Regions from separate parts of the Homo sapiens genome. Here region 1 is linked to region 2. Evidence: read pairs that join two places in POLR2A ChIA-PET (ENCODE). Cell type or tissue: MCF 10A. All regions are shown on one strand. Each heading gives the region's core, and the rest is flanking DNA. Links, peaks and the distances in the headings are about the cores only.

Region 1 (5,187 bases), core at 188-5,187, 150 kb before region 2:
TTGATTAGCTTTGTGATGTAAATCCTTAAGGAGTTATACAAGGAGGGGAAAAATTAATTTTATTTGGGGTTCTTGAGATATCTATGCTGTTCTTTAAATCTACAGCAGGGGTAAACATTCATCTGCAGTGTGCATCAATTTAAATCATATATCCTAAACTAAAAGCACAATTCATACTTCGGGAATATTTTATAAGTAATATATCTTTAAAAGAAAATTACCCTTTGACTTTTATAATCAACATAAGTTCCAGGCCCAGTATGGATTTACAAAATCTGTGTCAGTTGTACATTCACAGGATCCACAGCTTAAGTTACTAATGTTTCTTGTGTAAAATCCTGTTGGTAGTAATAGTAAAGCATTGTATTTCCCTTCTTCAAATTAATTACCTACCAAAAAATGGAAAAGAATTTTACATGCACTTTAAAATAGTAAAATGGAAAGTGAATTTTTAAAATATATGCATTAAAAGTTTACTTTAATTTCCAGTGGGACTTCCTTTATGAAATTTTCCATAACCTCTTCCTGGAGTATTACAAGATCTCCAACATCTCATAAACTAATTGTGATATTAGTGGAACCATAAGCAAATATATATTTTTAGTGGAAATAGATTATGAATGAAAGCCAAGCACCTTACTTTAAAGCCAAAATATGAGATTTTCATTAAAAACATTGGTCATAATAGGGAGAGGTTTTTTATTTGTTCTGAGCAAATCCTTTAACCTCTCCTGATGATACAGTTCAGAGTACACACACTTTGGTGATGGATCAAGAGCAATATTTTCTTATGTGAAAGATAGCTTATTATTACTATTGTGACATACAACTAATAGTAACAGTTAACATCAACACTTCATATATACCAGGCAGCATGATAAGCACTTTATTATTTTACTGAATCCTCACAACAGACCACTGAGGTAGGGACTATTGCCATCATCATTTTATAAAAGGAAATTGAGGTTTAGTCCTCAAGAAGTCTTGGCTATTAAGGGGCACTTATCCATACAACCTCTACTTTTTCTAGGCACTAAAAGGGGGAAAAGGCTTAATAGCCAAAATAGTTATCAAAAGACCCTAAAGCTGGGGTCCTGTACACCATGAAAGGATTACTTTCATTCTCATGTAAGGGCATGCTTTTATAAAAAACAAACATGGGCTAGGCGCAGTGACTCACGCCTGTAATCCCAGCACCTTGGGAGGCTGAGGCGGGCAGATCACGAGGTCAGGAGATTGAGATCATCCTGGCTAACATGGTGAAACCCTGTCTCTACTAAAAATACAAAAAGTTAGCCAGGCGTGGTGGCAGGTGCCTGTAGTCCCAGCTACTCGGAAGGCTGAGGCAAGAGAATGGCGTGAACCCGGTAGGTGGAGCTTGCAGTGAGCAGAGATCGCGCCACTGCACTCCAGCCTGGGCGACAGAGCAAGACTCCGTCTCAAAAAAAAAAAAAAAAAGTTTAAAAATTAGCCAGGTGTGGTGATGTGCACCTGTAGTTCCAGCTACTCAGGAGGGTGAGGCAGGAGGATCACTTGAGCCCAGAAGTTCAAGATTGCAATGAGCTATGATCATGCTACTGCACTCCAGCCTAGGCAACAGAGTGAGACCCTGTCTCTAAAAAAATAAAAATAAAGCAAGCATATAATAGGTTAATCCAGATGGAGTTAGGAGGGTTTATAAGGGCAGACACATCCTAGTAAAGAGGAAATAGGCAAACTAATGCTGTTTTAGTGTAATAAGGAATGCTTATAATGATGAACTTTAGTCATAAAGAAAAGGTGAAATTATATTCAGTAACCCATGTTAGGAAAGCAGAAAACTATTTAATATGCTTGGAAAGATTCCAACCAGAGTTAACTGAATAAAAACCTTGGACATTTGAAGAGAAAAGCATTTAGTTCTATCTAATTTCAATATGCACGTGAATTAGTTCATGTTACTCTAACAATGTATTCTTACTGTCCTTTTTTATGAAATAGGAAAGTAAAACTGAAAGAACTATTTCTTGTGTTTTTAAAACTAGCCTTTTCTAATATTTGATATCTAATTAAAGTTAGATAATATGTAATATGCTTTTGAACAATAATCTAACCAGAAAATATTGTATAATAAATTACCAAGAAATCATTACATTAATTATAAAAGGAACATGTCAATACAACAAATGTTTATTTAACACCTACTGTTACTCCAAATACTGTGTTAGAATTTGACTATTCGAAGATGAATAATAGTCTTTGCCCTCTGGAAGGCCACAATGTAGAAGTAATTCTCTGTATCAGATATTTCCTTGAGTGTTAAGTGTATTAGTAATCATGTTGTAAATCCCAGTGTAAGTCAAGAAGCAATATCACCACCACCACCTCCCTATGATTTTGTGATAATTTGGCATTTTCAATGCTTGTTAACTTTCATGTTTTCATTTTTATGAAATCATGCAGAGCTTGTTATAATTTTTAGTGGGGTTTGGATTAAAATGCTTTTTTGATGTAGCAGAAGATACATTTTTTCCCATTTTACATTGTTTTCCTTAAATATTAAGAATAATGAGTAAAATAAACTGATTTTAAAATCACCAGGAGATGCTTCATTTATTAAGTGAAACATTCAGATTAAGGAATTTTTTTCATATAATTCACACAGTACCCAGGATATTTAGTTATTTTGTGTAAAATGAAGAGACTAGATTTTATCATTTTCAAACTTTTAAAAATTATTTTTAGCAAGAAAACTTTTTAAATCTTTTTGTTTTTGAGCCAGGTTCTCACTATATTGCCCAGGCTGGACTCAAACTTTTGGGCTCAAGTAATCCTCCTGCCTCAGCCAATGGAGTAGCTGGGACTGCAGGTGCACCATCAGCTTATTTGTGTTTTCATCTGTGATAATCGGAGGATTTAAAATTCTCCACTAATATACGTGAGGATAGAAATCAAAATGCCTAATGAGTGGAAAAAAACTCATCTTTAGTGTTGAAATGGCAAGCAACTTTCAAAAGCATTTCAACTACTATTACCTTCACATTAAAAAATTAACTGATTTTGCATATTTCTAAAACCACAAAGACATTTTCCCCACACACATTCAATCCTCCATGGTTCCAATGAAATAGATAAGAAGTTAACACTTTATATTGAGGTATAGTGTTGACCCTAAAAGATTGCAAAAGACTGATAGTAAACATGCAGCAAGAAAGCTTTTTTAAACAATATATTGCTGGGCACAGTGACTCACACCTGTAATCCCAGCACTTTGGGAGGCTAAGGTGGGAGGATCACCTGAGCCCAGGAGTTCTGAGGCCAGCCTGGGCAACAAAGTAAGACCTCATCTTTACAAAGAAATTAAAAATTAGCTGGGCATGGTGGCACACGCATGTGGTCCCAATATACATGGGAGGCTGAGGCAGGAGGATCACTTGAGCCAGGGAGGTCGAGGCTGCAGTGGGCCATGTTCACATCACTGCACCATGACCTGGGCAACAAAAATATATAAATGGGCTGGGCGCAGTGGCTTACGCCTGTAATCCCAACATTCTGGCAGGCTGAGGCGGGTGGATCACCTGAGGTCAAGAGTTCCAGACCAGCCTGGCCAACATAGTGAAATCCTGTCTCTACTAAAAATACAAAAAATTAGCTGGGTGTGGTGGTGGGCACCTGTAATCCCAGCTACTCGGGAGGCTTAGGCAGGAGAATCGCTTGAACCCGGGAGGCAGAGGTTGCAGTGAGCCAAGATCACACTATCGCACTCCAGCCTGGGAAGCAAGAGCAAAACTCTGTCTCAAAAAAAAAAAAAAAAAAAAAAAAAAAAAATATATATATATATATATATATATATATATATATATGTAAAATTTATTTTAATATTTATAAATGTTGCATTTATAAAATATATAAATAATATATATTACCTGGCATTCCTCCAACTCACAAAGGTACAGTTGCTCTAATTAAAGGGACTCCTGGTTAAGCCGTGGCTTTAAGAACAGTTTGAAAACCTTCTTGCTTTTAAAAGACATAAAACAGCAAGTAAAATGGAAGGACAGACAGACCTCTAGTTTGGTTTGACTGGAGCTGTATGCTTAACTAAGGAGCTGAAAAACAGAGGCGGAGGTTGCAGTGAGCCGAGATGGTGCTACTGCACTCCAGCCTGGGCGATGGAGTGAGAGTGACTCAAAAAAAAAAAAAAAAGAAAAAGAAAAAGAAAAACAATACCTATTAATAGCCTTTATTTGTGCGTGTTAGCAACAGTTTATAATGATGCTTCCACATGCTTTCAGTTAGGCCCTCCTTGTGAATGTGACCTTCACTTAGACGCCAACTTTGAAGGGAATCAATACTACGGCCTTGTTCTCATTAGGGCTGTACTAAAATAATTGAAACTGTCACACATCATCAAACTCAAAATTTTACAATACCTTGAATGACACTGTGCTTACAAAACTGACGGTGATGTGTAATGATGACTAATGTAAGTCACCATGAAGAATTTTTATGGGAAGTAAAAATTCAATTAAGATGGAAGTACCTACCCTTGCATTGTGCAAGGCAATGAAGATCTGAAGGAAGCCTGCCTTCAAGGGCTTGGATTTTGACAGCGGACAGGTACACAAATACAGCACCAGGTAAAATACGGCCTGTATTATCATTTATGGGTGGGTACAGAGGAGAAATTCTGACTTACGGAATGATTTCCTGGAGAAGAAATTACTATCTGGCTTCTTGTGAAACAAAGGCTCTACACTTTACCCTTGCCAACGTATAGTATGAAGGTCTTTAAGCTTAAAAAAAATCATTAATTAGAGGACCACTGGGCATCATCTAAGGCAAGTGTATGACTTTAGAGTCGGGAGAAATTTGCGCCTGAGCTAGAAATGCACTAGCCTACCATTATCACAAGAGCAAGTCAGTGACAGAACAGTTCTCTGACCGCCAGTGCAGTGCCCTCCCACTTGATCAATCAGTCATTAAGGCTCACTGGCAAGCCCTTCGTACTTCTTCCCTCTCCGGCACTAGCTTCCTTAAGTCGACTCTGTGAAATACCTGCTAATCTTATCCTGAACCAGAGTTTCGACCCTCGGAACAGTCTTGCCCACATCTTTGGGACCCGATTCGTCCTGCTGATTCCGGCACTCGAGGGGCGGGTTGGTTGGAACCCACCCCACCAGGCCCCTCTCAATCCCACACGGTGTC
Region 2 (5,528 bases), core at 310-5,309:
AGAAAAAAAAGGGCCTCTTTCTTCCAGCTGTAATGTCCAAGGAGGCTCTGCGGTAGTGAGTCCAGCTTCCACACAACACACCTTCATTTTTACAATGCTCAGGACTCAGAGGCAAAGCGCTCCCCATTTTGGGAAGTGATCAGGACTGCTCCTGAGATAAGGGAGAAATGCCTATGGCGACAGGAAACCTATGCCTGCCATCCTCTTGTCCCCCATATTAGTTCCAAAACAGGATCCCAAATGCCCAGTACACTGGTGGGTGTTTGTTAAATTTGTTAACAAAAACTATCTTGGCCAGGCGCGGTGGCTCACGCCTATAATCCCAGCACTTTGGGAGGCCGAGGCCGGGGGATCACGAGGTCAGGAGATTGAGACTATCCTGGCTAACAGGGTGAAACCCCGTCTCTACTAAAAATAATAATAATTTAAAAAATTAGCCGGGCGTGGTGGCGGGCGCCTGTAATCCCAGCTACTCGGAAGGCTGAGGCAGGAGAATGGCGTGAACCTGAGAAGAGGAGCTTGCAGTGAGCCGAGATCGTGCCACTGCACTCCAGCCTGGGCGACAGAGCAAGACTCTGTCTCAAAAAAAAAAAAAACTATCTTGGGCCTGGCGCAATGGCTCACGCCTATAATTCCAGCACTTTGGGAGGCCGAGGCGGGTGGATCACTTGAGGTCAGGCATTCAAGACCAGCCTGGCCAACATGGAGAAACCCTGTTTCTACTAAAATACAAAAATTAGGTGGGTGTGGTGGTGGGCTCCTGTAATCCCAGCTATTCAGGAGGCTGAGGCAGGAGAATCGCTTGAACCTGGGAGGCAGAGGTTGCAGTGAGCCGAGATCATGCCACTGTACTACACCCTGGGCAAGACAGAGCGAGACTCCTTCCCAATAAAAAACAAACAAACAAACAAACAAACAAAACAAAACAAAACAAAAAAACTTGGCGGGGCGTGGTGGCTCATGCATGTAATCCAGCACTTTGGGAAGCTGAGGCAGGTGGATCATGAGGTCAGGCATTCAAGACCAGCCTGGCCAACATGGCGAAGCTTCGACTCTACTAAAAAATACAAAAATTAGCCAGGCGTGGTGGCGGGTGCCTGTAGTCCCAGCTACTCGGGAGGCTGAGACAGGAGAATTGCTTGAACCTGGGAGGCAGAGGTTGCAGTGAGCAAAGATCGTGCCACTGCACTACAGCCTGGGTGACAGAGCAAGACTCTGTCTCAAAAAAAAAAAAAAATATATATATATATATATATATATCTCTTGTCCCAACACAGTGGCTTATGCCTGTAATTCCAACACTTTAGCAGGCCTAGATGGGAGGATTATTTGAAACCAGGAGTTCAAGACCAGCCTGGGCAACACAGTAAGACCTTGTCCCTACAAAAAATTTTAAAAATTAGGTTCTGCTGGACAAGGGGGCTCTCTGCCCTGTTCTTTGAGCCTGCTCAGAGGACACTGCCCTGAAAAGGCAGCCCTACTCATTTCTGTAGGGTGCTAGAAGGGAAGCCTGAGATTCTCTTATGAGGAGTCAAAGAAAACTCCTCAGATGCTCAGGAGGGAGCTCAGGCTGTGGGGGGCCGGTGCCGATGTGGAGAAGGCTTCTTCTGTGGCCAGATAAAGGACATCAGGTCCTTCCCTTGCGTGTAGCTGTGGTGGCTTTCACAAGCATTCTCTCAGGGTGTTTTCACCCTGACCAGAAGAGGAAAGCAGGAGCTTTAATATTTAACTGGTGATATTGCCAAAACACAAAACATTGAATTGCTCCAGGCCACACAGCGGGAAAGTGGCCAAGTGGATTTCAAACTCACCACTCTGTACCTCTGACTTCCTGTCTCACAGTCTGGGAGGATAGTAAGCAAGTACTTAGCCCTTTGCTTCCTGGATTTCAAAGGGCAAAAGTAATAAATACTCCCTAGCTCCCTCCCCTGCCCAAGGCTACAGGAAGGTCCAGACAGCTCCTCTGGCTCACAGGGCTACTTCAGGGCTTTATCTAATTAGCCTCCCTCTCCCTGGTGCTGCATTAGCCTTGCATGGCCCTTGGGTGTACAAGGCCGAGCTCTGCCTTTTGTACAAACACACTTGCAGCGTCAGGCTCTCTCAAAGGACAGTTTCACTGAGCTCATACTCCAGTTTTAGCCACAGAAGGGATGAAAGCCTCAGAGAAATCCTCATAGCCTTGGTCTTCCTTTACCCACTGAATCAGAGGGAGATCACCAGCCCCTGACACCTGCCCCTGCCTCACTTATGCTGCAGGGCCTCTCAGTAACCCTGCCTAGCCCACAGGGCAGACATTAGTCACACAGTGGAGACTTCGTGCTCAGAGAAGAGACGGGAAGTTTTCTTGGTCCGCCCTAGTGTTTCAGTGGTGGTGACTCAGGGCCTAGAACTTCCCAAGCACCCTAGAGGTTTCTTCTCTGCACCATGTACCATGACCTTCACAACATGCCTGGCACTGTGGGTGTGGTTCTCCCTCTAGTCTCTGACTCCTGGGTTTTTTCCACTGTACCAGAGCTTCTTCCAACAGCCCTTGCTTGGAGTTGACAGCTCTGTAGCTTGGCCTCACTCTGCAGGAGGCCACACCCCAGCTTTTAAAGCTACAGCGTCGGCTGAAGGCTACCTCAGTGGAGAGCTCCCAGCCTCAGCTTCCTCTCCAGTTGTCTTTTGGCTGCAAACTCATGATGTCACAGACAACCCCGACCCGACCCCCACCACAAGCTGGTTTTCAAGCACCCAAATTCCTCCCCTTTCCTCAGGAAGGCTGCCTGTCAACCACAGATGGGTATAGGCTGTGCCAGCATCTCCATGGTAACCATGGGCCGCAGCTTCCTGCCTTGATCCAGAGCTTGCACCCGTGGCAGGGCTCCCTTGCAAGGAGGGCTGGCTGTCACAGTAGGCCCATTACACATCTCACTATCATCCTCGCATGGGGACAGCTTAGGGAGGCAGCACAGCTCAGGAGTTCTTTGAGGAAGGTCTGAAAGGGGGCAGACTGGGAAGGCTCTCCCTTCTTTGTGGAATCGATTCTTCACGGTAGGCTGTGGGGTTCCAGTGTTAACACTTTTTCAGGGCATGGGTGAAAGTTGAAAATGTGAGTTTGTGAGTTGGCTTTAGACTTTGCTCTCTTGGGGGGTACAGGAGAGAGACTGCAATTGATTAGGCAATAATTCCAGTTCCTTGCCACCCCTAACTCCATAAAATGTCCCCTGGGGCAGTTGAGGAGCTCTCAACTAGGGGGGCTGTTTATCCATGTGGAATCAAAGACTCCAGAGTGAGACGGGGGCCAGCGAGGGCCAACAAGAGGAGAGCCAACCTGAAATGCACCCTTTTGAGGACTGAGGAGGTATCTTCTGAGAGATTCTGTTTCCAGGAGAAAAGCAAACCAGAATACAAACTGCAGCTGCTGCTGTTCCTCCTGCTTCTCATCTCCGTCCTCTAAGCACATCTCCTCTGCTTCCAACCGCAGTACTAGGAGGCAGGGCATGGGAGTGAGCCTGAAACTCATTGTAGCAGACCAAAGCTCACAGCCTTCCCTGACCCCTGCGTATTTGTTTTTTTGTTTTTTTTTTTCTGAGATGGAGTCTCACTCTGTTGCCCAGGCTGGAGTGCAGTGGTGTGATCTCGGCTCACTGCAACTTCTGCCTCCTGGGTTCAAGCAATCCTCCCACCTCAGCCTCCAGAGTAGCTGGGACTACAGGCGCATGCCACCATGCCCTGCTAATTTTTTTTTTTTTTTTGAGACGGATTCTCGCTCTGTCGCCCAGGCTGGAGTGCAGTGGTGCGATCTCGGCTCACTGCAAGCTCCGCCTCCCAGGTTCACACCATTCTCCTGCCTCAGCCTCCCGAGTAGCTGGAACTACAGGCGCCCACCACCAAGCCCAGCTAATTGTTTTGTATTTTTATTAGAGACGGGGTTTCACTGTGTTAGCCAGGATGGTCTCAATCTCCTGACCTCGTGATCCCCCCTGCCTCGGCTTCCCAAAGTGCTGGGATTACAGGCGTGAGCCACGGCGCCCAGCCAACACACCCTGCTAATTTTTGTATGTTTTTGTAGAGACGGGGTTTCACCATGTTGGCCAGGCTGCTCTCAAACGCCTGAGCTCAAGTGATCCGCCCTCCTTGGCCTCCCAAAGTGCTGGGATTACAGGCGTGAGCCACCGCGCCCAGCCTTGCATAATCGTTCTTTTCATGTTCAACTTCTTTTCCAAATCTCCTTGGAGGGCAGTTAGGTGTTTGCACTTCTGTGATATATAATCAAGAATACCAGTGGGCGCGGTGGCTCACACCTGTAATCCCAGCACTTTGGGAGGCTAAGGTGGGTGGATCACCTGAGGTCAGGAGTTCGAGACCAGCCTGACCAACATGGAGAAACCCTGTCTCTACTAAAAATACGAGATCAGCTGGTCATGGTGGTGCATGCCTGTAATCCCAGCTACTCGGGAGGCCAAAGCAGGAGAATAGCTTGAACCCGGGAGGCGGAGGTTGCAGTGAGCCGAGATCACACCATTGCACTCCAGCCTGGGCAACAAGAGCAAAACTCTGTCTCAAAAAAAAAAAAAAAAAAAAAAAAAGAATCATGTTAGCTGGGCACAGTGGCTCATGCCTGTAATCCCAGCACTTTGGGAGGCCAAGGCGGGCAGATCACTTGAGGCCAGGAGTTCGAGACCAGCCTGGCCAACATGGTGAAACCTTGTCTCTACTAAAAATACAAACATTAGCCAGGCATGGTGGCGGGCACCTGTAATCTCAGCTACTTGGGAGGCTGAGGCAGGGGAATTGCTTGAACCTGGGGGAGATGAAGGTTGCAGTGAGCCGAGATTGCGCTACTGCACTCCAGACTGGGCAACAGAGTCCCTGTCTCAAAAAAAAGAATACCATGTTGGGGAAGACTGTATAGAATGACAGCAGGGAGAAGAATTTGGGTCCTTAGGCTGTTAATCTAATAAAGAGAGAGAGAGAACACCTCAAAGGAATTTGGGGGGCACTGAGGGTGGGAGAGTTGAAGAGATGCCTTAACTTCTGTGGACTGTGATCAGAGTGAACTGTAGAGGAATGAGGCCTCTAGCTATTCTCATTTAGTGCTGTTGTAGACATCATTGGAATCTCCACTATCACTTGGCCAAATGTGAAGCTAAGGATTTGAGCTATTTTGGAATTACTTTTCTTTTTCTTCCTTTTTTTTTTTTTTTTTTTCCTGAGATAGGGTCTTGCTCTGTTACCCAGGCTGGAATATAGTAGCATGATCATAGCTCACTGCAGCCCTGAACTCCTGGGCTCAAGCAATACGCCATGCTCAGCCTTCTGAGTAGCTGGGACTTCAGGCGTGTGCTACCACGCCTGGCTAATTTTTAAATTTTTATGTAAAAATGAGGTCTTGCTATGTTGCCCAGTATGGTCTTGAACTCCTGGGCTCAAGTGATCCTCTTGCCTTGGCTTCCCAAAGCATTGGGATTATAGGCATGAGCCAGTAAGCCTGGCCTGAAATTACTTTGGATTGCTGACAGGTGCTTCTTAGACAGTGCTGGGAG

What was found. Peaks named below come from ENCODE experiments on the same cell type or tissue, not always from the same donor. Only the 100,000 strongest peaks of a DNase experiment are listed, where the experiment ranks them.
Region 1: POLR2A ChIA-PET joins it to region 2 with 6 read pairs; 32 of 35 experiments call an interaction of 5 or more read pairs at or near these places.

Annotation. Positions count from the first base shown.
Region 1 is chr11:18,526,998-18,532,184 of GRCh38, reverse strand. It overlaps UEVLD (UEV and lactate/malate dehyrogenase domains), which reads left to right. Exons shown (of 12, transcript NM_001040697.4): 12 at 1-2,576. Among named protein-coding and RNA genes, the nearest start is that of TSG101, 2.6 kb to the right of the region's middle. RefSeq lists an enhancer at 4,974-5,083. In MCF 10A, for the core only: no CTCF peak of the experiment used is centred there; no DNase peak of the experiment used is centred there.
Region 2 is chr11:18,380,768-18,386,295 of GRCh38, reverse strand. No RefSeq gene overlaps it. Among named protein-coding and RNA genes, the nearest start is that of MIR3159, 4.3 kb to the left of the region's middle. RefSeq lists an enhancer at 1,885-1,944. In MCF 10A, for the core only: no CTCF peak of the experiment used is centred there; DNase peaks (open chromatin) are centred at 1,825 and 2,435.